Regions from separate parts of the Homo sapiens genome. Here regions 1, 3, 4, 5, 6 and 7 are each linked to region 2. Evidence: chromatin loops called from intact Hi-C (ENCODE). Cell type or tissue: heart right ventricle. All regions are shown on one strand. Region 1 overlaps LOC102724945 (a long non-coding RNA gene). Region 2 holds the start of EGLN3 (egl-9 family hypoxia inducible factor 3). Region 3 overlaps LOC102724945 (a long non-coding RNA gene). Region 4 has its middle 100 kb from the start of EGLN3. Region 5 has its middle 190 kb from the start of EGLN3-AS1. Region 6 holds the start of LOC105370444 (a long non-coding RNA gene). Region 7 overlaps EGLN3-AS1 (EGLN3 antisense RNA 1).

Evidence for each region. Peaks named below come from ENCODE experiments on the same cell type or tissue, not always from the same donor. Only the 100,000 strongest peaks of a DNase experiment are listed, where the experiment ranks them.
Region 1: it touches region 2 in a loop (1.9-fold over the local background); 17 of 110 quality-filtered maps call a loop at or near these places.
Region 3: a loop joins it to region 2, with 2.4 times the contacts of the local background. A loop is called at or near these places in 26 of 110 quality-filtered maps.
Region 4: a loop joins it to region 2, with 2.8 times the contacts of the local background. A loop is called at or near these places in 28 of 110 quality-filtered maps.
Region 5: it touches region 2 in a loop (4-fold over the local background); 21 of 110 quality-filtered maps call a loop at or near these places.
Region 6: a loop joins it to region 2, with 2.4 times the contacts of the local background. A loop is called at or near these places in 26 of 110 quality-filtered maps.
Region 7: a loop joins it to region 2, with 6 times the contacts of the local background. A loop is called at or near these places in 37 of 110 quality-filtered maps.

What each region holds. Positions count from the first base shown.
Region 1 is chr14:34,029,315-34,033,314 of GRCh38, reverse strand. The region is part of intron 5 of LOC102724945 (a long non-coding RNA gene); the gene reads left to right. Among named protein-coding and RNA genes, the nearest start is that of EGLN3-AS1, 8.7 kb to the left of the region's middle. In heart right ventricle, a CTCF peak has its summit at 1,544; DNase peaks (open chromatin) are centred at 2,304, 2,634 and 3,264; H3K27ac peaks cover 2,542 bases.
Region 2 is chr14:33,949,128-33,953,127 of GRCh38, reverse strand. EGLN3 (egl-9 family hypoxia inducible factor 3) reads left to right here and starts at 2,054. Exons shown (of 5, transcript NM_022073.4): 1 at 2,054-2,732. The coding sequence starts at 2,376. RefSeq lists a silencer at 1,917-1,996 and an enhancer at 2,117-2,286. In heart right ventricle, no CTCF peak of the experiment used is centred here; DNase peaks (open chromatin) are centred at 1,987 and 2,527; H3K4me3 peaks cover 2,553 bases; H3K27ac peaks cover 3,156 bases.
Region 3 is chr14:34,079,583-34,083,582 of GRCh38, reverse strand. All of the region lies in intron 5 of LOC102724945 (a long non-coding RNA gene), which reads left to right. Among named protein-coding and RNA genes, the nearest start is that of EGLN3-AS1, 42 kb to the right of the region's middle. In heart right ventricle, no CTCF peak of the experiment used is centred here; a DNase peak (open chromatin) is centred at 2,381; H3K27ac peaks cover 3,772 bases.
Region 4 is chr14:33,847,289-33,851,288 of GRCh38, reverse strand. No RefSeq gene overlaps it. Among named protein-coding and RNA genes, the nearest start is that of EGLN3, 100 kb to the left of the region's middle. In heart right ventricle, a CTCF peak has its summit at 1,905 (motif pointing left); a DNase peak (open chromatin) is centred at 1,898.
Region 5 is chr14:34,226,611-34,230,610 of GRCh38, reverse strand. No RefSeq gene overlaps it. Among named protein-coding and RNA genes, the nearest start is that of EGLN3-AS1, 190 kb to the right of the region's middle. In heart right ventricle, a CTCF peak has its summit at 2,425 (motif pointing right); a DNase peak (open chromatin) is centred at 2,430; H3K4me3 peaks cover 363 bases.
Region 6 is chr14:34,097,063-34,101,062 of GRCh38, reverse strand. The region is part of intron 4 of LOC102724945 (a long non-coding RNA gene); the gene reads left to right. LOC105370444 (a long non-coding RNA gene) reads left to right here and starts at 2,031. Exons shown (of 2, transcript XR_943735.2): 1 at 2,031-2,681. In heart right ventricle, CTCF peaks have their summits at 1,978 and 2,183 (motif pointing right); a DNase peak (open chromatin) is centred at 2,196.
Region 7 is chr14:34,062,295-34,066,294 of GRCh38, reverse strand. EGLN3-AS1 (EGLN3 antisense RNA 1) reads right to left here. Exons shown (of 3, transcript NR_184209.1): 3 at 3,933-4,000. The region is part of intron 5 of LOC102724945 (a long non-coding RNA gene); the gene reads left to right. Among named protein-coding and RNA genes, the nearest start is that of EGLN3-AS1, 24 kb to the right of the region's middle. In heart right ventricle, no CTCF peak of the experiment used is centred here; DNase peaks (open chromatin) are centred at 404, 1,734 and 2,434; H3K27ac peaks cover 3,868 bases.

The sequences.
Region 1 (4,000 bases), 80 kb before region 2:
TAGGCCAGACAAAGTCAACTGAAGGTTGGGAGCCCATAGGAGGTGGGACCTGGCCCTGGGCTTCCGGAGCTCAGCACCTGAGGCGCTCTGTTAATTACGCACTCCTTGTGGATGGAAGGCTGGGGGCTCATTCTCCTGGCTGCCACGTGGGGGTTCTGAGAGGCGAGAGGAGGTGGCTTCTGGTGTATAGAAGGAGAAAAATTACCAAAGACATGTCTTCCGTAAAAAGGTAGGACATCTTACTTTTGAGGCTCAGTAAGTATCTGTCGAACATGTAGCATTCTTTGACACTGTGGAAGACACTATAGGTTTGAGTACACATGGGCTCACTTCAAAAAACTTATGAGCTAATTAAGAGACAAAGTAAACTCACATACATGCTCCTGAATCTCAGTTTTCTCGTTTCTGAAAAGGAGATAACACCACTTACCTCGTGTGACATGTGACAGATCCAGTAACTTCTGTGAATAGGGTAGGTGCTCAACAAGTAAGATTTGAATATGAGTTTAAAAAAATAATAATGCATTGGCCTCTCCACCTTTTCAGTTTTTCTAGTCATTTCAACAGGGTCGACACCTTTTAAAGTAACTTTTGGGTTAGGAAGTGTGTTTTCCTTGTAATTAATCAGTAGTCCTCTGAGGCTTTTTGAAAAAAGATCATTTCAAGTAGAAGAACCACAGTTTAAATAGGTGATCAGCACTAAGGGAAGATTTAGTATCAAGTTGCCACATTTAAGGGACTCTTTGGAGCAAAGCTTAGTAGTGTGTGCTTGGCACAGCCAACTTCCGGGGGGTTGGTTTCTGAACCCTCAGCTCTGGGGGAGTGTTCAGGTTGTCCTCTGTGCTGGCACAGTCATTGGGACATTGCTTGGTTGCCATCCTTCCCATAGATGAAGGTGGTGGATCCCTGAGGGAATTGCAGATTTAATGTGGGGTGGGCCTCCTCCCTTTTCTCAATGCCAAAAAGGGGGTGTGGTTCTGCCCCTGTCCTTCCCACCTCCCCACACACCCCTGTTATTATATATTATGCTTTGGATACACTTGCCCCTGAAGTTAATCTTATCCTGATCTCACCTGTCTCATTGGGCTGTCTTTTTCTAGGAATTGGTTTTCATTCAACAACTATTTCCCAAGCAATTAACTAGTAGATGTAGGTATTGTGCCTCCTCCCTCAGTCCAGGGGGAGGACTGGCTAGAGCATAAAATGTATATGTGAGATGTAAATAGCTCTAAAGAATAAAGCCTATTAAAATATGTATTATGTATTACAAAGTATCACGGGAACGAAGAGGAAACAGGTTTTCCAGGGTAAGGAGGCAGCATTTGATCTAGGACTAATGTTAATAGTCAGAAAAAGGGATGAGGAAGTAGCTTTAGCAAGGGTAGGGTGTGTTTGCCATTTTATACCTTAGACAAGTAATTTGTAAGGGCTGGAAGACAGGGAAGGACCCAAGGACAGATGATAATAGCAAAATGGGGTTGCAGGTAAACCATAGCTGCCCTTGAAAGACTTGTTTAGGAGCATTATAGGTCAAGAAGAGCCACTGATGTTTGACAAGCAGGAGGCAATGTTTGAGCTATTTAGGAAACAGTGTCTGGGTGAGACAGAGTGACTGGTGCCAGAATGGTGCAGTCATTTAGGCGGGAGAGAGAATTGTTTCCGTAGAAATGAAAATAAGAGGCAGATATGAGAGAGTGGGTATCGGAGTGGAGAAGGTGGCTTTGAAGGTGACACAAGGCTTCAAGCCCCTGTGTGGACAGGGAGGGATACCACGGAGAGGGGGAGCCCCAGAAGAGGGGCTGCTAGGCTGGGAATGGTGATCCCTATGTAGATCACATTGCATTTGAGGGGCTGGCAGGATGTACATCTGCACCTGACCAATAGGCACTGGAAATTCAGATCTGGAGCTCAAGTATGTGGTAAGGCTAAAGATAGAGATTTGGGAGTGGTCATCCCATGGATACTAGATGAAATGGCAAGTTGTTTAGTTTCCTTAACCACCTAAAGAAAGGCTTGGTTTCTGGTTGCATGGGTGACAGCAGGTGGATGAGTGTTTTCTGGTGCCTAAATGACCAGTCCTGATTCTGCCAACACAGTCCTTGGATCTTTGAGATTCCAAAAAAGGGACACATTGGTTCTGTCCTCTTTCACTTAGCCCAGCTTTGTCTCTTCTCCCTCAGTTGTCCAGCTTCTAATTCTGCAAACAACAGCTGGAAAACATGAGGGCTGACTCAACAGCTGTGTGTTGGGAATCAAAAGGCATCCAGGATGAAGATACCATCTGGCTATAGCTGCTGCCAAAATGAGTGTGTGTGTGTGTGTGTGTGGGTGTGTGGGTGTGTGTGTGTGCATATGTGAGTATGACATAGGACGGAGTGGCTGAAAATTTATTGCAAACTGTTTTTAAACATGGTAAATTAAATATTCTTTAAAAATAGTTGAATGCTGGCCGGGCACAGTGGCTCACGCCTGTAATCCCAGCACTTTGTGAGGCTGAGGTGGGCAGATCACAAGGACAGGAGATTGAGACCATCCTGGCCAACATGGTGAAACCCTGTCTCTACTAAAAATACACAAATTAGGTGGGTGTGGTGGTGCATGCCTGTAATCCCAGCTACTCGGGAAGCGGAGGCAGGAGAAGCAGTTGAACCTGGGAGGCGGAGATTGCAGTGAGCAGAGATTGCGCCACTGCACTCCAGCCTGGGCGACAGAGCGAGACGCTGTCTCAAAAAAAAAAAAAAAAAGTTTGAATGCTGTCTCAAAGATTATTTCATTTTATATTTCATTCAAAATCTTGGTGATTAGAAAATCGGAAATCTAGCATGCAAGTTCTGATTGCAGGTGACCACCCTTTGTACACTCACTATAGCCTGACCCTGCACTGGCAGTGGAGTATGCTCAGAGACTCAACTTGGCTAGAGGCTGCCTCCTTTTTTCAAGGAGAGGCACAAGGATCTAAGAATATATGAAAAGATTAAAAGTTCAAGAAAAGGCTTTTGTCCCCAATCCCAGTTAAAGAGAGGCCTCTTCCTGGAAAGTGATTAGGGATCTGTGTGGGTGGTTTTGTTCCCCGCCAAACAAGTCTCGAGCTAGGTAATCTGTTTCTAATCATAATTTGGATTACCCGTCAAACTAACCAAATGTTTGTTTGTCTAAGGAGGCCAATCCTCAGGCAAAGAGAAGCTTGACAAACCTCCACCAAGGAACTGGGAAAGTACTTCCCCCACCTCCCCAACCCCACCTCCCAGTGGGATCATTCCAAGGTCAGCAGGCTACAACCGCTGCCTCCTTGTGCTGGAAAGCGCAGAAAGTAACTGCTGTCTTTGCACAGCATTCTGGCTTCTTCAGTTTGGGGCTGTCCCTTCTCGAACCAAACAAATTGCCATCCCCTTCCCAGCCCCTCCTCACCCCCTGGAACATTTGGCAGTGTTTGCGGACTTTCGGTTGTCACCATTGGGGTAACAAGAGTGTGTTATCAGCATCTAGAAGGTAGAAGCCAGGGGAGCTGCTAAACATCCTACAAGGCACAGGGCAGCCTCCATAACAAAGAATTAGCCAGGCCCAAATGTCGATTGTACCCATAGTAGAGACAGCTTTAACTAAAACCTGCCCTCACTGGTGTTTGTTCCTAAACAGAGAGTAAGTAAGCCTTCCAGTAGGCAGATGTTGGTAAACCAGCAATCTGGGGGTGGCGATGTTGGGGGGTGGGGGGTTGGGGAGGAAGCCCCTAATTTGTAGCCTTAGCCAATTTCCCTGATTAAACACTCTCACCATGTTTGATATCAATATCATGTTCTTAACATGGAGTTGGAAAGAGTTGCATTGAATAGGCTCTCGCTAGCTACTACACACCAGCTCCAGATATTCACCTGGGCCCACGGATTCTCAAATCTTAGTAAGAACAAACAAAGCCAGCACGCTCCCATAAATGAATGTGGGTGTCCGTGTCATGCTGAGCCATACTGGAACCTCAGACAAAAGGAAAAATCAGTGATATTGA
Region 2 (4,000 bases):
ACTGCTCAGATAGACAAAGCTGAGAGACAAATGCCCTGTAGAACTCCTAAGTTCTCCCTCCACTGGCCTCTAAGCTTTTGTGCTGGGTCAGGCTAATTTGCTTGACTCTTTTCCAGTGACTTCTCTTTGGGGAGGCTCCCCAGCCCCTTTTGCAAATAGATCCTTCCAGATAAGCCCAGACATACTGAATCCCAAGTGGAGGCTGCTATGGCTCAGGGTCAGACATTGAGTTCCCAGTAACTATTTATTAGCCATTCACTATGTGCTAAACACTGGGGTTCCAAGGATGATGGTCTCCTCTCATCATGGAGCTGCCTTGGGAATTTAGACAAGAGCTCTTTGAGCAGTGATGGCCTTTACCCCAAGGAGGGGTACCTCCTGCTCAAAGGTAATACCAAAGGTGCCAACTAATCACTGACTTGGCAGAGAACCTCTCTCAATATAACTAGAAGTTTCATCAAAGTTTCTTAAGCACTCCACCATTGACTGCTCTCCTTCACCATCCCCCAGGTTCTTACTCAACCACGTGCCTCTGTCTGCTTCTTTCCAACTTGTAGCAGCACCTTTCCTCTTCTATTCTTTGTTCTTGTCCTGGATGTCATTCCCTTTCTCCCCTCAGAGGCAGAGAGGAGAGGGCTGCTGGAGGAAGAAGAAAAGTGAAAAAGCTGTAGAAATTTGCTTCCACAATAAACAATACCCGAAAAACCTGTACATTCTTTTCTTCAACTTAAATGAAGAACCCAAGTGTGCACTCATATGAAGTAAAAAAGGTGCAAATAGGCCGGGCACGGTGGCTCACGCCTGTAATCCGAGCACTTTGGGAGGGCGAGGCGGGCGGATCACCTGAGGTCGGGAGTTCGAGACCAGTCTGACCAATGTGGAGAAACCTCACCTCTACTAAAAATACAAAATTAGCCAGGCATGGTGGCGGGCGCCTGTAATCCCAGCTACTTGGGAGCCTGAGGCAGGAGAATTGCTTGAACCTGGGATGCGGAGGTTGTGGTGAGCAGAGATCACACCACTGCACTCCAGCCCAGGCAACAAGAGCAAAACTCCGTCTCAGAATAAATAAATAAAAAAAATACAGTTCCTTTTTTTTTTTTTTTAAAGAAGTACAAATAGCTTTGCATGCAATTTATGAATTTTTTCCTGATTCTGATCGCTGGTGTTCAGTAGGAAAGGGAATCAAAACTCCATAAAGCAAATCAGCTTATCTGTAGATAACCAAAGTCTTCTCAGTGGTGTCTGTCCCTCTTGTGAAAGTACAGCTGCTTGTGGGAAAAGTGAGAGACCTAGAATACAGTGTATCTTTTGGGGGACATACCTCTGACTGTTACAGAAGCATGTGATTAATTTGGAAGGTAGAATTTCGGAACATCATATTTTAATAGGAAGCTTGAAAGGTAAGTAGAGGAAAACATCAAGCAAAGCAAAATACACCATTTGCAGAGTTCAATCAGATATGACTCAGCATTTCTTCATTGTGCTCATCCCCAGCTCCTCAAGCACATAGTGCCTTGCACACAGTAGGGGCTGAGGGAAATATTCGTTAATGCATTAATTTTAGTTAAAACTAGATACCTCCTAATCTCTCAGTGGCTTGAACTGGGTCAAACAGCAGAGGAATGGGGTAAATAAGGAAAGACACCCGGTAAAGGTAGAACAAGACCACTGCTTAATAAATATATTCGTTTTTGGGGTTATTATTTTGCTCAAAAGTCTATGAGGTGACCAACCCAGAATGTGGCAGTTAATTCTATTTACATTTTCAGTGTGGGATCCAGGTTTTCAAGTTTGTTATGTGATTTTATGCAAAACAATATGCAAATCCAGCGCATTCTAAAAATTCAGTCTGCTTTCCAGCCGCTCCCCTGGTCACAAACAACTAAGGTTGGCGCCGGGCTCTCTGGGATCCTTCGCGGAGGGGCAGAGCAGGCGGGGGTGACTGGCAGCGGGGCGGGGGAAAGGGCGGTCCCGGAGGCGGTCCCGGGGCGGAGCCCGTGACGCGCGGAGTCGGCCGGCTTAAGGGCCGGACCTCAGCGTCTCCCGGAGTCTGGCCGCAGTCGCGGCAGTGGTGGCTTCCCATCCCCAAAAGGCGCCCTCCGACTCCTTGCGCCGCACTGCTCGCCGGGCCAGTCCGGAAACGGGTCGTGGAGCTCCGCACCACTCCCGCTGGTTCCCGAAGGCAGATCCCTTCTCCCGAGAGTTGCGAGAAACTTTCCCTTGTCCCCGACGCTGCAGCGGCTCGGGTACCGTGGCAGCCGCAGGTTTCTGAACCCCGGGCCACGCTCCCCGCGCCTCGGCTTCGCGCTCGTGTAGATCGTTCCCTCTCTGGTTGCACGCTGGGGATCCCGGACCTCGATTCTGCGGGCGAGATGCCCCTGGGACACATCATGAGGCTGGACCTGGAGAAAATTGCCCTGGAGTACATCGTGCCCTGTCTGCACGAGGTGGGCTTCTGCTACCTGGACAACTTCCTGGGCGAGGTGGTGGGCGACTGCGTCCTGGAGCGCGTCAAGCAGCTGCACTGCACCGGGGCCCTGCGGGACGGCCAGCTGGCGGGGCCGCGCGCCGGCGTCTCCAAGCGACACCTGCGGGGCGACCAGATCACGTGGATCGGGGGCAACGAGGAGGGCTGCGAGGCCATCAGCTTCCTCCTGTCCCTCATCGACAGGCTGGTCCTCTACTGCGGGAGCCGGCTGGGCAAATACTACGTCAAGGAGAGGTCTAAGGTAGGACGCGCTCGGCGCCCTGCCGCAGCTGCTCCCGCGGGGACGGGAGGCACTCGGAGTCCGTTGTATGTCGACTTCCCAGGGCCGTAAGCGAACTTTGTTTTTTAACCAAGAAGTCAGCCTGGTTTGTCTCTACTCGCTGCTTCCCCCCACCCCTCGCCCCAGCTCCTCTGAGCGAAAGTCAACGTTAAGGGGCTCAGGTGAACCATGATGATGACCTTCTGTTGACTTTGAAATATTGGCTCTTGTGGGTGACAAAAGCCAGACAAGCTGTGGCTGTGGTCCGATTTTAAGACGAGGTTCTCAAAGATCCAAAGGAGGGAAAGGGTATTGGAAACACTGTGTATCATCTGAGACACACGTGTCCTCATGATCTTAAATGCCTACTTTAAAGCCACCTAATACTGCCCTTCATTGTGGTCAGAAGAGATTTCTACAAAAGCACTCAGAATTCTGGAGGCAGTTGTGATTTTGCCATGTGGCAGTTGGTTTGTGGAGTTGGGCAGGTGTGAAAGGGTAAAACTCCACTTCTGAATGCTGCTTCTGCCCCCTGGGACCCAGCACATTGTTAGACCATCTTCTTGACTGAAAATTCTCTCCTGATGCTGAGCCCTGCACCACCACCTTCCTTTTCCTAACTATGAATTGATGGCAAAGTCCACTCAAAACAACCAGTTAAGTGCTCACGAGAGAGTAGTCAAGCACCTCCAGAAAGAAACCGGGTTTTTGTTCACATAGCAGGAAGTGACTCCCTGGGTGGTAATTTATCTTGGAAACACAGGTAGATTGGCAGAAAAACGGGAACATGTAGGTACCGCGATGTTGGTGCATGTCCATTACTTTGGGATAGGCTTTCTCAGTCTTTCCTCAAATGATAGTTGAGCCAGTTTTCCAGTGGCAATTCTGAGTGACTTGCGCTTGTCTTATGGTGTGGTCAAGGGACGTTCAGAACTACGGAAAACTTTTACTGAAACAGCGAAGCAGAGTATACCGGCATGAGAGGGAAGATGAACACTCACCTATGTACCACTCTTTGACAATAAATATAGTATTTCTCAAATCAGTCTCAAGACTGATCCTGTCTCAGAACAGACCATTGTTCTCTCATTTCTCTAATACGCTGAGAGGAACACTCTGAATAAAGGCTAAGTGGTGAGGATTGGAAACGTGTGGGAGTGAAGGGGTGGAGGTGGATGAGTGCAGTGGGGAGTCACAGTTTGCCGTACAACTTCCAAGCCAAGAGGCCATGAATAGAATATCTGAAAGCA
Region 3 (4,000 bases), 130 kb before region 2:
TACACTTTTGAGGTGTGGCTGTTCAACTCTTCCTGTACATTTTGTGAGATTACTAATATCCTTTCACAAGTAAATTCCTTTTTGTCTTAAGCCAGGTAGAGTTGGTTTCAAAAGAACCTTAATACCATTGAAAAATATAAGGAAGACCACATGTTCATGACTTAGGATTCTGTTAATAATTTCAATTATTTGCTAGCCTATGTGAGGGTGTTACCCACAATTCTGGGTCCCAGTAGTAGCTGGAAAAGTTGCTACCTAAACTGGGCATCCCCTCATCCCCTACTGTTAAATAGAAACAAAGACAAATATAGTCAATTAACTCTGATTACTAAAGACTCTGATAAGAATTGAACATCTTAGTTAAAGCAAATAATCAACTTGTATCGTTTAACTGTAGATAAATAGAAACCAAATGAATGAATTCACTCATTGCTAACATTAGGAGCGTTAGTCACCTTGGGGCTGCAGCACTGACATCTGCCCATCTAGCTGCCTTTAAAAGAACCATTTGCTCTGGGAACACAAACATCATCTCAACTACCTAAACTCAAACAACAGGTCCTTGAATTCAAACTTGTTTTGAAAAAAAATTATGATCGAGACACAACTTGAATCCTCTTATTACCCATCCATTTCTCTTTAGAAGTAATATATGAATAAAAACAAAATACTTGGAAATCTCCTAAGATTTTCTCACTGCTTGAAGTAGGAAGTCCCAATAGATAGTTCATTCCCGTTTGGTGAAGAAAGCAGCTAAAATGGAGGTTTGAGATGAATGCTTAGCAGCTGGAAGTTGCTGCATAGGGCGATAGCAGGAGAAAGGAAGCAGGTGAAAGTTCCTGCTGCTCTTATTTGGGGGAAGATGCTGGGAGAGGCCTTACAAGCTTGATGGCCTTGATCATTTATTTCTGAGTTCAGAATAATTGTCTCCCACACGCTTACCTAGAACCTCTGTGATCTTGGTTCTGAATAGGTTAATCTATTTTTAATGGCTACCCAAATACTATTAAGCTAATTCTTGCATTCCTTTGCTCTTCCTATTTAAAAACAAAAGTTCTGATAGTAATAGATGTCCCTGCCATTGTGGCCAAGAGAATCACCTACAGATGCTCTCTGAACAGAAAAAAATTGAACCTGAGATTCACATATCTATGCTTATAATTCTCCACATTTACAACCTCTTAGTCTTTAAAAAATCTAATGATTTAGGTGCAGAGTTCTTTTTTCTTAATTGTATTGTTGGACTTATCTTAAACATAATCTGTAAGACTCAACATAATATCATTTATCCAGTATTTTTTATTGTACTAAATTTCAGGACTAATCTAAGTTTAAACTCTTTATTTTAGAAAATCAGTAACAGCAGCTAATTAGCACATCTCATTCTGGATGTATTTGCCAACCAATTTCAGAGACTCATTTGCCTGTTAAGAGATTTTATTGAACACCAGCACCACAGACTCTCCTTTTTTTCTAGTAAACAGCTCATGCTTATTATCTTATTACAGGAATGCCACTGGTTAAATCAGGCTCTGAATATAAATAGCCATATTACTGCCATCAGGCATCAATGTTTATTTAGTGGCTGTGAGTCATGCATACCTCTTTGATCGGGTTTGGAATGAGCCATTGCCGTTTTTGTTCAAAAAGGTTATTTGCAAAGGCTACAGAAGTATCAGTTAGATTAAACATGAAATTAATCAGCGTGGAATTTTATCAGCCATTTCTGCCACCAAACACCAGGTGTCAAGAGCATGTGCAAATGAGGGCTGAACATAATGAAGCTGGGGACAGCTTAGTAGAGAGGTCAGAAAAGATTCCAAGAGGTCTGAGGGAGGAAAGGTGGAGGGAGGCAGCGAGGAAGGAGGGAAGACAGGCAGGCAGGTAATATTGAAGGCCTGCTGAATCATCTGGAACGACTTGGCAGTTTTACATAGCATATCTCATAGCACAGTGTGTGGAATGGGAGTTAGGTGACCTGCGAGCTTGAGCTCTGATCTGCCCAGTCCAGTGATCTTAGGAAAACAACTTAATGCATACAGGCATTACAAAGCATGCAGAGAGAACATATGACAAACTTGTACAAAAGCAGGGAAACCACCTCAATGTTTCTCTAGACTAAAAATATCAGAGAGAAATAGACCCAAGGCAGATGTGATGTGGCTTTTTGTTGATGAAACTATGATGGCAGAGAACATGTGGCCCTTTAACTGGAGGGCTCACTGAAACTGGGTCTATTCCGTCATTCAACATTTAGCGTATCCTCTGCTTGTCAGGCACAGTGCTGAGCAGGCCTGTGAGTAATTATACCATGGTTAGTGCTATGATGATTGCCACTATAAATTCCTGTTGACCTCATTCTCAACCCTGCTTTCAGCACTGCTCGGCGATTCTGATACATTATTCGGAGCGACTCTTCCCCCCATTGTCCACGAAGCCAATTTCTAGCACTCCCTGCTGTCTTCAAGCTTCTGTCTTCCCAGCCTCCATTCTGCTTACTCTCAGTGGCTGATCAGACCTTCCCTACAGTGAAAATAAATTTATCTACATTCACACTGATCCACTCCCTCTCCCATATTCTCATCTCAGGGAATGTCTTTCCTCTTAAAACAGGCAATCCTTCTATCTGTGATTTGGATCCCATTCCCTCCTGGAGGTCGTTTTCTACCTAGAATCTTTAATTCTTCCCTCTCAACTAGCTTCATCATTCCAAATTAAAAAAAAAAAAAATCCTCCTTCAACCATACCCCTCTTCAGGAATCCTCCTCCATTGTCAAAGGCAAGCTACCTGAAAGAATTGTCTACCTAGAATTTTCATTCCCTCGAGTTCCCTGGGAGACCGACACAGAGCTTCGAATGCAGGTGGTGAACTGGGGAAAGCTCTCAGAAGCTGCACCAGGGCTGGCATGAAGGAGTCTCTTGGAAACTGTGACTTTAAAAGATGTACAGCAGGCCCTCCAATAAAGTTGTTTGGTGCAATGTTCTTTCTTTATAACATTGGTGAGGGAAAAAATGTTTTATTGTACATCATTTCATTTAAAGTAGTAGTTTCCAAGAACCTATTCACTTTAAGTGAGGACCTACTGTGGATACAACAGTGGCATCATCCAATTCTAGGGAACTCTAGGGCTGGGATGGCCTTTAGAGATGACCTGAATTGAAGCAAAGGGGACAGGCCTTTGTAACCCCTCATCAACCAGCCATTGGATGCACAGGGCAGGCACATCAACTCGGGTAAGTCAGTTTCCTTTGATAAAAAGTCATTCTTGCAGAGGAATTCAGCTGTGAGCCATCAGCGGGCTAAAGTCCTGGCAGCTGGGGAATGAGTGCTTCAACCCTAAAAGGGGGTTCTGGGTGGCACAGCCTAGCACATGCTCTATAATGACAACCATCTTTCTGTCACCTGGCTTTGTCTCTCCTGAGCTCCAGACTCCATCGACATTCAACTGCCTACTGCAGATTTCCCTTTTGGCAACATGTGAGATACAATAAAACATATACAAAATTTAATGCTCATCACCACCTTCTACAGCTCTACTCCCTCTTTAGGGTTCTCTGTATTAGTCTGTGTTCACGCTGCTGATAAAGACATACCTGAGACTGGGAAGAAAAAGAGGTTTAATTGGATTTACAGTTCCACATGGCTGAGGGGGCCTCAGAATCATGGCAGGAGGCGAAAGGCCCTTCTTTTTTCTTTTTTTTTTTAATTTTTATTTTTATTTTTATTTTATTTTATTTTATTTTTATTTATTTATTTTTATTTATTTATTTATTTATTTATTTATTTTTTTTTTTTTTATTGATCATTCTTGGGTGTTTCTCACAGAGGGGGATTTGGCAGGGTCATAGGACAATAGTGGAGGGAGGGTCAGCAGATAAACAAGTGAACAAAGGTCTCTGGTTTTCCTAGGCAGAGGACCCTGCGGCCTTCCGCAGTGTTTGTGTCCCTGGGTACTTGAGATTAGGGATTGGTGATGACTCTTAACGAGCATGCTGCCTT
Region 4 (4,000 bases), 100 kb after region 2:
TGTCTGCATCCCATCCACTTCTGTGCTGTGGCTCCTGCCATTTCGCACTAGATTGTCCCAGTAGCCTCCTCACGGTTTTTCTTCTCCCTCCAATCCATTCTTTTCACAGAAGCCACAGGCATGTTTTTAAAGTACAAACCTGGTCAGGGCACTCCTACTTACCACCCTTCCAAGGTCCTCACTGCCCTCAGTGTGGAGTCCCAGCTCCTCCTGCTCCGGCTTCTGGGTCCCTGCCTGGTCTCCTGGCTACCCAGCCTTGCTTGCCTCTCCATTCCAGCCCTGGGGAACTGCACGTGGGTCCTTGAGCAGACTACGTGAGCCTCTCCTCCCTGGGACTTGGGGGCATGCTGTTTCCTCTTCCTCAAATACTGCTGCCCCTGTTCTCCTCGGACTACGGCCTTCTCACGGGGAGTTTACCTTGACCACAAGACAGGATTATGTACCTCAACTTTTCTATACTTTTGCATATTTGTTCTTACATAATAATTGCCTATCTCGTTTCTTTACTCCCCACCCCCAGCCTAAGGGTAATTTCTTTTTTTCTTTTTTTGAGAGTCTTGCTCTGTCGCCCGGGCTAGAGTGCAGTGGCGCAATCCGACTCACTGCAAGCTCCGCCTCCCGGGTTCACGCCATTCTCCTGCCTCAGCCTCCCGAGTAGCTGGGACTACAGGCACCTGCCACCACACACCCAGCTAATTTTTTGTATTTTTAGTAGAAATGGGGTTTCACCATGTTAGCCAGGATGGTCTCAATCTCCTGACCTCATGATCCGCCTGCCTTGGCCTCCCAAAGTGCTGGGATTACAGGTGTGAGCCACCGTGCCCGGCCGGGCAATTTCTTAATGTCTGGGATAGCTCTTGGGTGATGTAATAGCACAATAGAAATATATGGGCTAACAAATGCAGCCTGTATGGTTTAATGGCTTAGAAGTCAGGCTCCTGGCCGGGCGTGGTGGCTCAAGCCTGTAATCCCAGCACTTTGGGAGGCCGAGGCAGGCGGTTCACCTGAGGTTGGGAGTTCGAGACCAGCCTGACCAACAGGGAGAAACCCCATCTCTGCTAAAAATACAAAATTAGCTGGACGTGGTGGCACATGCCTGTAATCCCAGCTACTCGGGAGGCTGAGGCAGGAGAATCACTTGGACCCGGGAGGCGGAGGTTGCCGTGAGCCGAGATCCTGCCATTGCACTCCAGTCTGGGCAACAAGAGCAAAACTCCATCGCAAAAAAAAAAAAAAAAAAAAAAAAAAAGGCTCCTGAGTCAGCCTGAATTCATTTTCCAATCTCACTCCTTATTGGCTATAATCACCTTGGACAAGTTACTTAATTTTTCTTAATCTCAGATTCTTCATATGTAGATGGGGATAATAATAGTTACCTCAAAGGACTGTTGTAAGCATTAAATGAATTAATAGGCCAGGCATGGTGGTGTGCACCTGTATTCCTAGCTACTTCGGATGCTGAGGTGGGAGCATCGCTTGAGCCCAGGAGATGGAGGCTGCAGTGAGCTCTGATTGCACCACTGCGCTCCAGCCTGGGTGACAGAGGGAGACCCTGTCTCTAAAAAAGTAAAAATTAAAATAATAATACATAGAAATCATGTAGCAGAGTCCTCAAAATGCAGCAAGTATATTTTCCATAAACAGAGTGGTAAGTATTGTGATTGTCAGCACCAGGTGTGGACTCAGGGGTAGGGTGTAGGACTCAACCTGGGGTGGAGGAAGATTTGCAAGGTTTGTCTCAGCCTCTAAGGCTTGTTTGTATAATAGAAAAACTCAAGAGCAATGACTCCAGTCCAAGCTCTGGTCTCATTCTGGTGTTCCTGTGTGGCTGAATTCCTGAATCCCATGTCTGAAGGTGTCCCTGCTGGGCAGGCAAGGGAGCTCAGTGGGGCCCTCTAGTGATGACTTCCTCCCATGCCCTGAGGCACAGCCTTGCTCAGAGGCCTCCCAAGGGTTCCCACATCCTTGGGGATTTTCTATTAGTGAGGAGCAGAGCAAAGCTAGCAAACAGGAGAGCAGCCCTGCTGGCACCGTGGCTCCCTCTGTGGCGGCTTTGAGGTCATTCATGCAAAAGGCACTGTTAGGAAACCCAGATCAGCTGCGAAGGAGCATTTCAGGTGAAAAAACAAAAATGCTTCTTAGTGGTTGACTTAGGGTTCTGAATCTATAGATACTAGATTTGGAAACTTTATCCAAATGGAGCAATTACCAGAGTGTCCGTTTCCTAGGGAGCATTCACTTTTCATCCAAGGAGTAGAACAGCAGCCTTGTTTCCTGCTGTTCCTGTAGGACAATGGAGTCCCAGGATTCAGTGTCCTGATGCTGTCTGGGAGGCTGTGGATGTAAAAAGGAACCAACGTTCTGCTCCACGAGCAGAGAGCAGACGAGAAGCAGAGCATTTGTTCCTTGCCCATCTCAACCTAATGAGGACACGGAGAGATTCTGATTGCTTTTCCATAATTATGTAGGCCTGTCAGAACCACAGCAGCTGGACAGACTTGATCCCTAACTGTGAGGGTGGAGAGTCACTTTCTACTTGGTTCCCAGCTTTGGCCTCATTCTTCTCCCCACAGCTGCAGTCACTTGACTACCTGCTTTCATGACCTCCTGTCTGGTTCTTCCTTCTTTATTTCATTTTGAATATAGCAATGTAAAGATAGCTTATATGCTATCTCCAATAAAGGATACAGATATTGCAAAAACAGCATACAGAAAGGCCTAATGGAAACTGGAGGTACAAATGATAGTAAATCATGAAGTGCACAGGTTCTGGAGGTGGGGGGGACTAGATTTCACTTCTATACCTCTCTGTTTCTACCTGTATGAACTGGGAAGGTTCTATTGTCTTAAGTTTGATGTCCCATCTGTGAAATGGAGAGTGTAATTGTACTAGTCAGAGTTCTTTGTTGCAAGCAATGGAAACCAACTCTGATTTAAGTTAAAAATAAGGAACAGGAGGAGAACTAACAAGACATTGAAATAGCTATTTCGCAGATTTGTTGTAAGGATGAAATTAGATAAAAATCATTCAGCACAATATGTGGCATGTCGACAGTGTTAGATATGTTAGCTATTATTGCATCATCATCATTTATTATGATGATGAGCTCTGTCCTAACTTTCTTACCTGTAGCTTTGGCTCGATAGAAAGTCAATGCTGGTGTTGATGCTATACAGTCTTTTGATTTTTGAGAATGGGTTTCCAAAACATATGGTCGGCGAGCAGTCTCTGGTCCAACCAGCTATTGTCAAAAGGCATAGGGTCACATGGCATAAACCTGGACTATAGCTTTTTTTAAAACAAAAATTTAAAATATATATATTTAGGGGGCACAAGTGCAGATTTCTTAACATGCTTGTATTGTGGAGCGGTGAGGTCGGGGCTCTTAGTGAACCCATCATCTGAATAGTGAAGGTCGAACCCAACAGGTAATTTTTCAACTTTCACCCCCCTCCTACCCTCCCACCTTTTGGAGTCTCCGATGTCTATTATTCCATTCTGTACATCCATGTATACTCATTACTTAGCTTTCACTTATATGTGAGGACATGTAGTATTTGTTGACTTTCTGTTCCTGAGTTATTTCATTGAGGATAATGGTCTCTAGCTCCACCCATGTTGCTGCAAAAGGCATGATTTTATTTATTTTTTTATGGCTGAGAAGTATTCCGTGGCATATGTGTGATTGATGGACACTTAGGTTGATTCCATGTCTTTGCTATTGTGAATAGTGCTCACAATATTGTGAACATGATAAACATGTGAGCACAGGTATCTTTTTGATATGATTTCTTTCCCTTTGGGTAGATACCCAGTAGTAGGATTGCTGGATGGAATGGTAGTTCTATTTTTAGTTCTTTGAGAAATCACCATACTGCTTTCCAATAAGGGTTGTACTAATTTGTATTCCCACCAACAGTGTATAACTGTTCCCTTTTCTTCGCCTTGTTGCCAACATCTGTTGTTTTTAGACTTTTTAATACTAGTCATTCTGACTGG
Region 5 (4,000 bases), 280 kb before region 2:
GGCTTTGCCTCTGCTTGAGTCATTGCTTTTCCTTGCAGAGAAGGCACAGCTGCATTCCTGCCTTCTCTGAGATCCTGCCTGCTGGATGGCCAAGGGGCTTGGGCCAGAGTGAAGAGGGGAATTTAAAGTAGTGCACTTCAAACTATTCATAATGAAAGACTTACGTATGTTGTTTTGTTTTTTATTTCCAATCTCTTGTGGACTGATAATCTTTTAAAGAAAAAACTTTAAAAATTTTTAAATGGACAAATAATAATTGTACATATTCACAGTGGTACATAGTGATGCTCCAGTATTATAAAGTGTAGTGATCAGGGTAATCAGCACATCCATCATCCCAAACATTTGTCATTTCTTTGTGTTGGGAATATTCAATATCCTCCTTCTAGCTACTTAAAACTATGTGACATATTATTGTTAACTACAGTCATCCTATGGTGGTATAGAACACTAGAACTTATTCCTCCTATCTGGCTGTAATTTTGTGTCCTTTAACAAATCTCTTCCTATCCCTCCCTTCCCCCTACCCTTCCCAGCTTCTTGTATCTTCTGTGCTACTTTTACCTTTACCAACGTTTTTTTTTTTGAAGTTTCCACATATGAGTGAGAACGTGGTATTTAACTTTCTGTCTCTAGCTTATTTCACTTAACACAATGTCCTCCAGTTTCATGCATGTTGCTGCAAATGACTTGATTTCATTCTTTTTTATGGCTGAATAGTACTCCATTGTGTGTATGTACCACATTTTCTTTATCCACTCGTCTGTTGTTGGATGCCTGGGTTGATTCTGTATCTTGGCTATTGTGAACAGTGCTGCAATAAACGTGGGGGTGCAGGAGTTTCTTCAATATAATTATTTCTTTTCCTTTGGATAAATACATAAAATACAACAGAAATAAAATACTAGAAAAATGAAAAGGAAAACAACATTCAAAACACAAGCTCTAATTTTTTATTGTTAGATTTGATAAATATTAAATTGCTTTGAAAAATTGTCATAGTAGTTCCCAACACTGTTTCTGTGCTTTTCTTGTTGCTAACCAGTGATGGATTGTGGGTAGATAGCAGTCTGTGGACTGGTCTCCACCGCCTTCCCTTGTCCGCACCCCTGCCCCACGGGGTAGCCATCTCCTGCCTTTGGCTGGAGGGCAGGAACATTGGTGGGCTGAGGGCAGGCTGTGGAGATTCTTCCCCATGGTGTGGGGTAGTGAGCGGAAATCCCCACATGAGTCTGATGTGTGTTCTCTAAGATTTAGCGTGTCTTAGTTACCAATTTCGGTACTAAGGAGCCCAATCTTCTCAAGTTGGTTTTGGGTACAGGACTCATCAACCACAGAAAAGCCACAGTGGTAGACATAGGAATGGCAGAAGCCAGGGCAGTTTCAAGGACCTCAGCAGGCCAAGTTCATGGACCCTTACTTAGGGCCCTCCTGTTAACGTGGCTTAGCTTCCAGCTTTCTCAGTCTCTTGACATAAATCATCAAGACAGAGATTCTGTGGATTCAGTGAGGAAAAAGTTCACCTTAGTTCAATTAGCGGCGGGCCAAGAGATGGCGTCTCAGAGCCTGCTCTGCTCTGTAGGGGCTGTGGAAACCAACTCTCTGAGAAAGGAGTTAATGGCAGATTGGGACCCAGGGCAGATCTGGGTGCAAGCTGCTGCCTGTGGAAAGTTCGAAACAATGTCCCAGTTCTCAAGCAGGAGAAAGGTTTTAATCATTCAACTGTAGGGAGAAATTCCTGGCTCTGCCCTGTGCAATCAGCTCATCCTCCTGGGTCTCTAAGTGTGCTGAAATGTTGCTTCCTTGCTCCTGGTGTAACCACTCACTTAGCAAGCAGGAGCCTCCGTGGAAGGCGCTGACCTGTGATTTATGTGCCATAAAAGGGCCGGGATGTTTGATGCCTGTACTTCTCTGCCTGAGAAGAAACATTAAATGAGAGCGAATGGACCCTAGGCTCCTAACGTGGCTGCTGCTTTCCGAATGCGCGCACAGGCGCTCCATTTCATTCTGGCTCCCTGGCCGGGCCGAGCTGATTTTCACCCTGCAGATCTTAACGAAGCTCAAACACTGCCACAACCACAAGAAGCAGAAAGGAAAGGCCCAGCAGCCACTGTTTTCCTCTTCTCATACTGTCACCACGGGAGGCCTCTTGCCATGAAGGTGTTTAAAACTTCCAAAGTTAAAAACACAATGTGAAGCAAGAATCCAAGCTGATGACACCATTTCAAACGGTTTAGCAATCCATAGTTCCAGATGGAAGTTCAGATAGGAGGGCTCCTTGACTTTGTACTGAGCAGTTTCTTATAGAGGCAGAGTCCACTTGAATCCAGAATGTCTGTATTTTGCTTTAACTGGTCAGCTGGTGGAGAGGGCCCTGGATTGGGTGGCTCTGGGTCTCTATCAGAAGCAGACTGTAGGTGGCACTGCAACGCAACTTTGGTGCACCGCAGCGCGTGATAGCGCGCAGAAAACCGGGGGAGATTTAGTGCTCCGAGAAATTCAAGCCCTTTAGGGAAAGGAGCACAAAAATCACCACTTAGAAGTTGCTGTAGAAGCCTTGGGGCCACTGACCATCCTCTCCAGGGACCGAACGGCTAAATGGCAAGGATGATGTGGTGGGGAATGTGTACCTGGCGATGGTTTGCAAAATCTTGACGTTAAAAATCACCACTGTTTCATGTGTGTGGGAAATAAGAAGGCAGGGAGACAGAATGAAAAGCCTGAGAAAACACAATAAGGGTGAGAGAGAAATGGATTTTTAAATGACTATTATTATTGTTTTATTTTGAAGGAGAGTTTGAAGTACATGAATTCCCTCTGCATGTATACTCCCACCTGACCATTGAATTAAGGTGGGTACAGTTAATAGTTATAATAGAGAATCATGGTAAATAACACTGATTGAGGGTACTTTATTCATGAGTGATAAGATGAATCAAGAAAGAAAAATTAAGGGAAGCGTCATGAAATGTCTTTTCTCGTGGGCCACATGCTCTAATATTTGGGCTAATTCTAGTCTTATGCTATAAGAAATCACTTAGTCTACAGTTTTGTGGACTTAGTTCAGAAGTGGATGCTTTTGGAGACGAATGTAAGGTCCTCCTCTGAACCTCATTTTCCCATTTGCAAGGATTCGTTCTGTCTATTTCTATTTCTAATGGTTTTCAAAGTGTGATTCTGGGAACAGTAGCATTGGTATCACCTGGGAACTTGTTAGAAATGCAAATTTCTGAGCCCCACTCCAGACCTTCTAAATCAGAAACTCTGAGGATGGGGTGTAGCAATGTGTTTTAGCCAGTCCTCCAGGTATTTCGGATGCATGCTGATGTTTGTGCACACCTGCTGTAAGGAGTCCCTCAGATATGTATGGGGGAAAAGTGAGGATAGATTACTCAGGAAACATTGAACCCTTACGATGTTTATTAATAGCTGAGTGATATATGCTGGGGTTACAATGAAGAAAACATGGTTCTTCTCTCAAGCTGTTTATAATTTAGTGGGAAAACAGGCATACTTACAATGCTAAATGGAATAACTACTCCTTGAAAATACTAATTCTGCCTAGAAAGAAGGGAGGAGAAAGGCTTATAGGGTGGTGGGGAACATTTGAGCAGAGTCTTGAAGGATGAGAAGATTTAATGAGGCAGAGAAGGGCTTGTAGCTTTTATTATTTATTTTTACTTATTTATTTTTTTGAGATCAAGGCTCATTCTGTTACCCAGGCTGGAGTGCAGTGGCATGGTCAGGGCTCATTGCAACCTCAACCTCCCAGGCTCAAGTGATCCTTCCACCTTAGCTTTCTGAGTAGCTAGGACTACAGGCCTGTGCCACTATGCCCGGCTAATTTTTGTATTTTTTGTGGAGACAGGGTTTCAGCATGTTGCCCAGGCTTGTCTTGAACTCATGGGCTCAAGTGATCTGCCCGCATCGGCCTCCTAAAGTGTTAAGATTACAGGTGTGAGACACCACGCCGGGCCTGCTTGTAGCTTTTAAATGTTGT
Region 6 (4,000 bases), 150 kb before region 2:
CACAAAGCCAGAGTAGTGTCCCCAATGTCCAGTAGGAATTTTGTCAAATCTAGTGAGAGAGCTTTCGAAAACTGCCCTGTTAAAGGGAGGTGATAGAGAGTACCATGATTACAGCTGGGATTCAGGGGTCCAGCTGCGTGGATTCAAATTCTGGCTCTGCCTCTTGCCAGCTGTATAATTTTGTTTAATTCCTCTATGACTTAGTTTTCTTATCAGTAAAATGGTGATAATAATAGTGCATATTAGGTGCAGCTTTTAAGGATACATGAGCTTATACTACATACCTAGAGAAACAGCAGGATGAAGTGTCTAAGAGCACAGGCTCTGGAGCCAGATGGCCAGGGTTTGAATCCTGGCTCCACCACTTACTGTGTGCATGATGTAGGGCAAGTTATTTAGTTTCTCTGTCTCATTGTCCTCTTTCATGGGAATAATAGCATACTTCCTTCATTTTGGTCATCACAAAGATTAGTGAGTCAATCTATGTAAAGGGTTTAGAATGGCACCGATATTTAGCAAGCACTCTGTTAGCTGTGATTAGCACAAGGCCTTGTACATCTTGGTGTGATTGTGTGGCATATAATAATCAGGCAATAACATTTTCCTTCTGCTGGAAGCGGAGACAAGAGGGGGAAACTCATATGCTTGTGACAGAGCTCTGCCCAGTTCATATTCAACACATCTCAGAACTGCCCTGTCTCTTGGTTGATGACACTGTGGGTAGTGAAGTTTGGTCCATTCCCACAGGTGTGATCACATTGGTGTCCGTTTTGCGCTCTGCCCCAATCACACCTTAGCTTCTAGGCTGCCTACCAAAGACATTGTCTCCCCAGTGGCGCTCTCAGACCCAGCCTGGCAGCACACTGCCATTGTTGGGTGACTGATGGCCCACGGGAAATGGGGCTTCCCTTCTGCCCTGGGGCCTGGCTGTGAAAGCAAGCACAAGAAAAATGGTATCAATAAAGAAGGCTGCTCCTGGTAGACAGTGCCTCTTTTTTTCCAACTAAATGATACACCTAAGGCATAAACCACAGAGTCTGAAATCTGAGCCAACCTGGTTGTCTTTTCAGCTTCTGGAACCCACTTGGGACATTGCTACTCCCCCGTGCCTCAAGGGTACCCTTCCTTAAGACCTTGTCCTACAAAGGCCTCATCGTGATTTGCCTGTTGGAGCTTGGCTTGCTCTGATAGACAAAGTGCAGGAGTGGGGTGTGGCTGAGCCGCAGCAGCTGCAGGGAGATCTTTCAGAGAACTGTGGGCAGGACAGAGAACTCCGATCCTGGCCCTGGCACTGGCAGGCTGGGTGAAGTCTCTAGTGCTTAACCCCCTTAGTCCTCTTTTTGCAAAATGAAGGCAACATCAACAGACTTCGGGGAGTCTCCTGAGACTAAATCCTTAAAGAGGGAGTTAGGGAAAAGCAGGTGGTAGTGTTCACTGTGTTGACAGAGCAATCATGCTCATCAGAACCTGTGGTTTTAGGGCCTGGGGGCCATGGAAAGAGCAAGGGGTGGCTTCATCCTCAGGTGGATAGTTCTCCTTCCTGGGGCCTCTCTTCCTTCCTCTCTCCCTTGCTATCCCCTAACCTGTCCCAGTGCTTCTTTAGAGACCAGGAAGATTCTCAGGAATGGTTGCCCCTTGGGCCAGTGTTAGAGCAGGAATCTAGAAGGAAGGTCATGTGTTAGGCCTGCAAAATTTACCCTTCTCCCCAGATGCTTCCATTCCTCTTTACCTCACTGCCCTCCCTTAGATTTTTATTTGGCCTAACTTAGGTCATTTTTTTTAACCAAAAAAAAAATGGGGGGCTATTGGCATAGTTCTACCTCAGCAACTATCCAGGGAGCCTGGCCTGGTCCAGGCATGCAGTGGGTTTTCCTTCAGAAATGAGTCCTTTGAGAGCCCAGAGAAGGGCAGCCCTGAGCCTGTTCACTCAGCCTGACCTGGAAAAACTGCAACCCACTGAGACACTCTGTTTCTCAGTTCTGTCCTTTCTAGAAGGTACCATTCCTCCTGAAAGGTCAAAGTGACTGTTCAGTCTCAATCTATCATGTGATGAAAGGTGTGGTACCAACTACAGCAAATAAACTTACAATTTCCAACATCCAACCAAAGAGGCTGACTACAAAATAAAGCTATTCCTACGAAACTGCAATTTTTGCAGGTCAAATTTTCAGCCAGCCACCAGAGGGTGCCCGTAGAGCTCTCTAAAAATGACCAAAACCTGAAGAATTAGAGGAGAAAGAAAATTTCCAGTGCATGGAAGACCAGGACAAAATACAGCTTACCCCCACGTGACTTGAACAGATACACAGGCCAGACAAGGAGCTGTGAGGCTGTCGACAACAAGAACCAGGGTGGGAGTAACCCCAGATTTTACCTAGATATGAGCTAAACAAGTTGCTTCTTGATTTCACATTGGCAATTGCGATAGTACTTTGAGGACTGGCCCAGAAAGCATTTTCATCCCCTGGCAAAACTCTTCCCCATCAGCTTCCCAACCATGTGTACAAAGGAAATGCAAATACATGTGAATAGTAGCCTGAGTCAAAGTCTTCTTGGAAGGTAAGGCTGCTTGCGACTGCTGCTGCTTTGAAAAAGAAAAATCCTACAATGCAAGTGAAAGGACAGATTTTCTGAGCCACTGCTTCTGCACCAGGGTGAGGGTTCAGAAGGACGAAATACAGGTACCATGGTTCTCTGAAGAGATGGTCTTGTGTGGAGCACACCTGGCATGAAAGGATGGGGACAGCTTCTACCCTCTCCCCAGCAGGGCCCGACAAGCAGGCTGTGTGGCATTCCTGTATTTCCAGGGCTGGCACAGTGGCTGACACACAGTAGCTGCCTGTAAATGTTTGTTGAATGAGTGAATAAATGACTAGGAAGGGAGCTGGAGTGGGTGTGACACTGTCTGGGCTGGCTGGAGCTTTCACCAGGTTGAGGGATGACAGGGAAAGGGGTAGGTGGGTGTGGGAGGGTAATTTCCCAGTGAGGAGAGATTCTGTGTTTCATCTGGGTTGCCTGTCTGAGGCCTTTTCTGTGGGCAACGAAGGCCCTAAGACAGAGTGTGTGGACTCTGCCCTAATGATAGTCAAACCGCCCAATGGTCCCATTCATTCACGTATTTGTCTACTAATTGACAGCTATTGAGTACCTAATGGGAACCGTGGCCTTCATCCCTCATCCCTACGCAGGCGACCCCAGACTGTCTTAGCCACCTTCGTGAGCTGGGGATGGGAATGCCGGAGGAAGTGAGCACATGGCTAATACTGGGCAGGGGCTTTGGCTGTCTGGAAATGCAGCCAGCAGGGAGCTGGACTGAGGCACCGGTTGCTGGCAATTGGGCCATTTGTCTCTCTGGACAAGTGCAAGCAATAAGTGTGTATGTGCTCTGTGTGTGTGAGACTATGCAGGTGTGAGTGTGGGTTGCAATAATGTTTCACCTTTGCCTGAGGGTCTACCATTTCACAACCCTTTGGCAGCACCCAGCCTCCCTTGCTGTGCCTACAAGGGAGAGAAGAGGTGATTAATATTTAAATTTGGAAATAGCTGTAGTTTGGAGACAGACATTATCATTCTAATTCACCATTGGAGAAATTATTATGTCCATGCTTTGCAGAGTATAATGTAGCCTCTATACTTGCTCCCTTCCTAATTTTTCTCCCTTGGGGCTGCTTTAATGACATCTTTGGGGGGATTACAGCCTTCAGATGAACCAAGGGGCATGTCTGACTTGGAAGAAAGAGAATGGGTTTAGGAATCTTCTTGTTTCTCTCCTCCCCTGCCCATGGCTAAGTCTGTCCTTCTGATACTATAATGAGCATCTTTTCCCCATCAGACTGAGAAGTGTAGTTTCTTGAGCTATAACCCTTTTAGTTTGCAAATCTCACACTGGTGAGGTGCTGATGATCGCTGGGCCCACTCTGAGTAGTGGCCCAGCAGGATTCCCCACACTCTGTGAGCTGTTTGATGGCATAGATTATGTATCCACCTAGTCCTTTTAAAT
Region 7 (4,000 bases), 110 kb before region 2:
GTTTTCCTCATTAGATTTGGGTTATGGTTTTAGACAGGCAGACCACAAATGGTAGCTGCTATTTTCATCACATCATATCAAGAGTACATACTATTCACATGAATTATCACTGTTGACGTTGACCTTGATCTGGAGCCCAGGCTAGGGTAGCCATGGAAGGAGGATGAATTTGTGAAATGTTACACAGGGATTTCAGAACTTGACATTTACTTAGATTTGGGGAGAAGGGTTGGAGTAAAAGGAAAAGGAGAGAGAAGAGTGAAAACTATTGCTGAGGTTTCAAAGGTAGGTGACCGGGCACCTGGCTAGTATAGGACAAATCCAGCTGAGTGTCAGTGATCTGTCCCAGTAGAGAAATCTAGCCTGCGGTTGACCTTCTCCTTTTGGAGCTGGGGAAAGTTCAGGACAAGGAGGTTCCATGGCTGAGGTTGTCACTGCCCTAGAACATGAGGGTAGAGAAGTGTGATTGGCACATATTCCCTGCTGGATGCATCAGCCAGTAAGGCCACCTGAAAGAGTTCCTCCCAGAATAATTTGCACAGTCACCTGGAGGTGATGGCAGGGACATCATCACCTTAGATGTCTAAGACCTCCGGCTCTGAGTTTGGGGGTATGGTGGGAGGACTCAGGGCGCATTCCTCAGTATTCTCCCAGCTACTTAGTTATTTGGAAAAGCAGTAGATGCTGCCTGAAGTCAATTAGAACTGTAGCTGAAATTTTCCCAGACGAAGGCAACTGGACACCTGTGGAGGCCAAAGCAATTCCTCGGATGCTAATCCACCATGTTGGCTTCTGAATAACCCCAGTTCTGGGAAACCTTCTGAGATTTCCAGCTTATCTCTTGTACCTTGTTTAAGAACACCCACTTGTCATAAATCCTGCCCTTAGGGCAAATTTCTAGGCATGTCCTCTGCAGCACTTGTGCCCCTCCCCTACTGTATGTAATCCCTGGCTCTGGGGGATGGTGCTGGGATCCACCATGGCTGGAGACGTGGCTTCTGTTCATAAGTCCTTATTAAGGCTGGGTGCGGTGGCTCACACCTGTAATCCCAGCCCTTTGGGAGGCCAAAGTGGGTGGATCACCTGAGGTCAGCCTGACCAACATGGTGAAACCCTATCTGTACTAAAAATACAAAAATTAGTTAGGCATGGTGGCGCAGGCCTGTAATCCCAGCTACTCGGGAGGCTGAGGCAGGAGAATTGCTTGAACCCAGGAGGCAGAGGTTGCAGTGAGCCAAGATGGTGTCATTGCACTCCAGCCTGGGCAATAGAGTGAGACTCTGTCTCAAAAGAAAAAAAAAGTCCTTATTAAATATTTTTTCCTAAGAAACTGGATTTGTCAGCCTGTTTCTTTAGCCTCTCAGCTTCCTCCGACTTTGGGGTAGGTTTGCATAGACTTGCCCACCTCGAAACGACACCGACTTTATAAGATGCATTATAGAAAGAATTGAAGGACATATATTAAAATGTAAACAGTGTGTAACTTTGATTGGTGGATTTAGGGGCTGTATCAGTTTTCTAGGGCTGGTTAATAAATTACCACAAACTGGGTAACTTGGAATTACAGAAATTTATCTCACAATTCTGCAGGCTAGAAGTCTGAAATCAAGGTGTTGGCAGGGTCATATTCCCTCTGAAGCCTCCAGGGGAGGATCCTTCCTTGCTTCTTCCTAGCTTTTGGTGGTTTGCGGCAATCCCTGGTGCTCCTTGGTTTGTAGCTGCAGTATTCCATTCTTTGCCTCTGTCATCACCTGGCATTCTGCCTGTGTGCCTGTGTCCAAATTTTCCTCTTCTCGTAAGAACGCCAGTAATACTGGATTCAGGGTTCATGTTAATTTGATACATCTGCAATAATCCTATTTCCATTCACAGGTTACTTTCACAGGTTCTGGATGGACATAAATCATGGGGGAGCACTATTCAACGCTGTACAGGAGTGATGATACTTCCTTCTTCGTATATTTCTATTTCATCCAAGTTTCTTTTTGCAACCTATATGTATTATTTCTATACCAGCAAAAACGCACATGAAAAATGCAATCTCCACCACCAGTAAAATTTGTTCTCCTTTGAAAAATACAACAAACTGCATTTGTTGAAGGGGTTAGTGCTGTCCTGGAACATGCAGGTAAGGTTACTCGTGCCAGTCATGGTGACTTTGCTGGGAGCCTCCCTATACTCCCAGCCAAACCGTGTTGAAAGGACAGGGAGGAGTGTTGGGTTGCAGGTGCCTGGGGAAGTGTCTGGACATCTCTGCTCAGGCCAGGGCCAGGGATGTGGGAGTGTTCTGTCCTGCTCTGCGGTAGGCTCCTGGCTTCCTTGATATGGGGCTCACCCGGAGAGATTGCATAGACCCTCTGTGGCAGCACCCCTTCCAGAACCAATACAGGAGGCAACTCAGAAGAGCATGGCTGTGATAACTGAAGCCACATGCAGCCTGGCAGGATAAACACTGCCTGGGAATCAGATGCTATTTTCCTGGCCTCTCTCAGGTACTGGGGCCCAGTGGGGAGGTGATTTCTCTCACGACAGACACACCCCAGGCTGTCCTCTATTAGTCACAGCACATGCTTAACTCTGTTTGGTTATGTTCCCCTGACGTTCTGCACGTCCCACCATCCAGCAGTGTGTGTTTACCCCTCCCCACAGCTAGTTGGACTAAACAACATCTCTCGTGCAACACGTTCTAAAGGAGCAGCTGGGAATCAGGTTTAAATCTTGGATTTTCAGCATAACTGAGTTAAAAATCCCTGAGACATCTTTTGTCTATGGGTGCCAGGGAGAGAAAGCAAACAAGAGAGAAAGAAGGAATTCTTAGTGTGTTTGACTTAAAAGCTCGGACGGCTTCTTTCAGAAGGCACTGGTGTGTCAGGCTAATTTTTTAAATGTAAGAGAATCCTGTTTGGGGCTTTCAGTGGGTAGATTTAGCTATTAAGAAACAAAAACACCACTGGTTTTTTTTAAGTGGGGCAGGGTGGGCTTCTCCAAACAACAGTTCCTAGTCAAACTCTTGTAGAATGTCAATTTCAAGCTCAGTCCCACCTCACTGAGAGACACAGGCTTTCATTCTTTTCCTACACAGCGATTTAACCCTTTACTAGGGTAAAGGATAGTTATAGGATAAGAAAAAAAAAATCTCCTTTTTAAAACAGGATCCATCTGTTATCAAAAGATCCCACTTCCTGATGGACACCTAACCACCATTTACTGGGGGATCCCTGGGGAGGCCACTGTACTAAGTGCTTTGCATATATTATCTATTCCGTTCCCCCAGCACCACTGTTATCCCCATTTCACAGAAGAGGAAACAGAGTCAGAGAAACTGAGTGATTTGCCCTAAATTGTAGTCATTGGCTACTCGAGCCTAGGTCTGAGCAACTACAAAGCCTGGAATCTTGACCAATTCATTGAGCTGCTCCAAAAGAGGACAACACCTGTGAAAGGGTCCTGCACAGAGGCAGAGAATAGTAGACATTCATAGATATAAGGTGGATATGGTTTCCATTTCCACCTTTACCATTTACTTGCTGCGTTGAATTCAATGACTCAGTTAATTTTCAGAATTGTAGGTGACCCACTTGTAGAGCATGGATGGTTCCCTGTCCTCAAGGGTTCTACTATCATCTGGTGTTTCCCCCTCAGGCACCAACCAGAACGCCATATTTTAGGGAGGGTAAGGATTGAAAGAAGAACCTGCAAAGCATGGTCGCCAGCAGCATCATGCTCAGGACAGCCCTGGTCTGGAAACCCTGGCCAGCCATGGCATTCCAGAGGCACCCAGCCCGCCCCAGGGTGGGGTTAGAGCAGAGGGGTCTTGGGGAGCTTGCTCCATTCTCTGTTGTGACCGAAGATTGTGGGTGTACAAGCGTAGCCTCACCCGAGACATGCTCTCCAGGCCCATCCCTTTTACACCTTTAGCATAGCACTTGACCTGCAAGGTTGTAATTATTTTTAATTTGAATATTCAGAAAAGTACAAATGAAAAAATAATGATTACTCA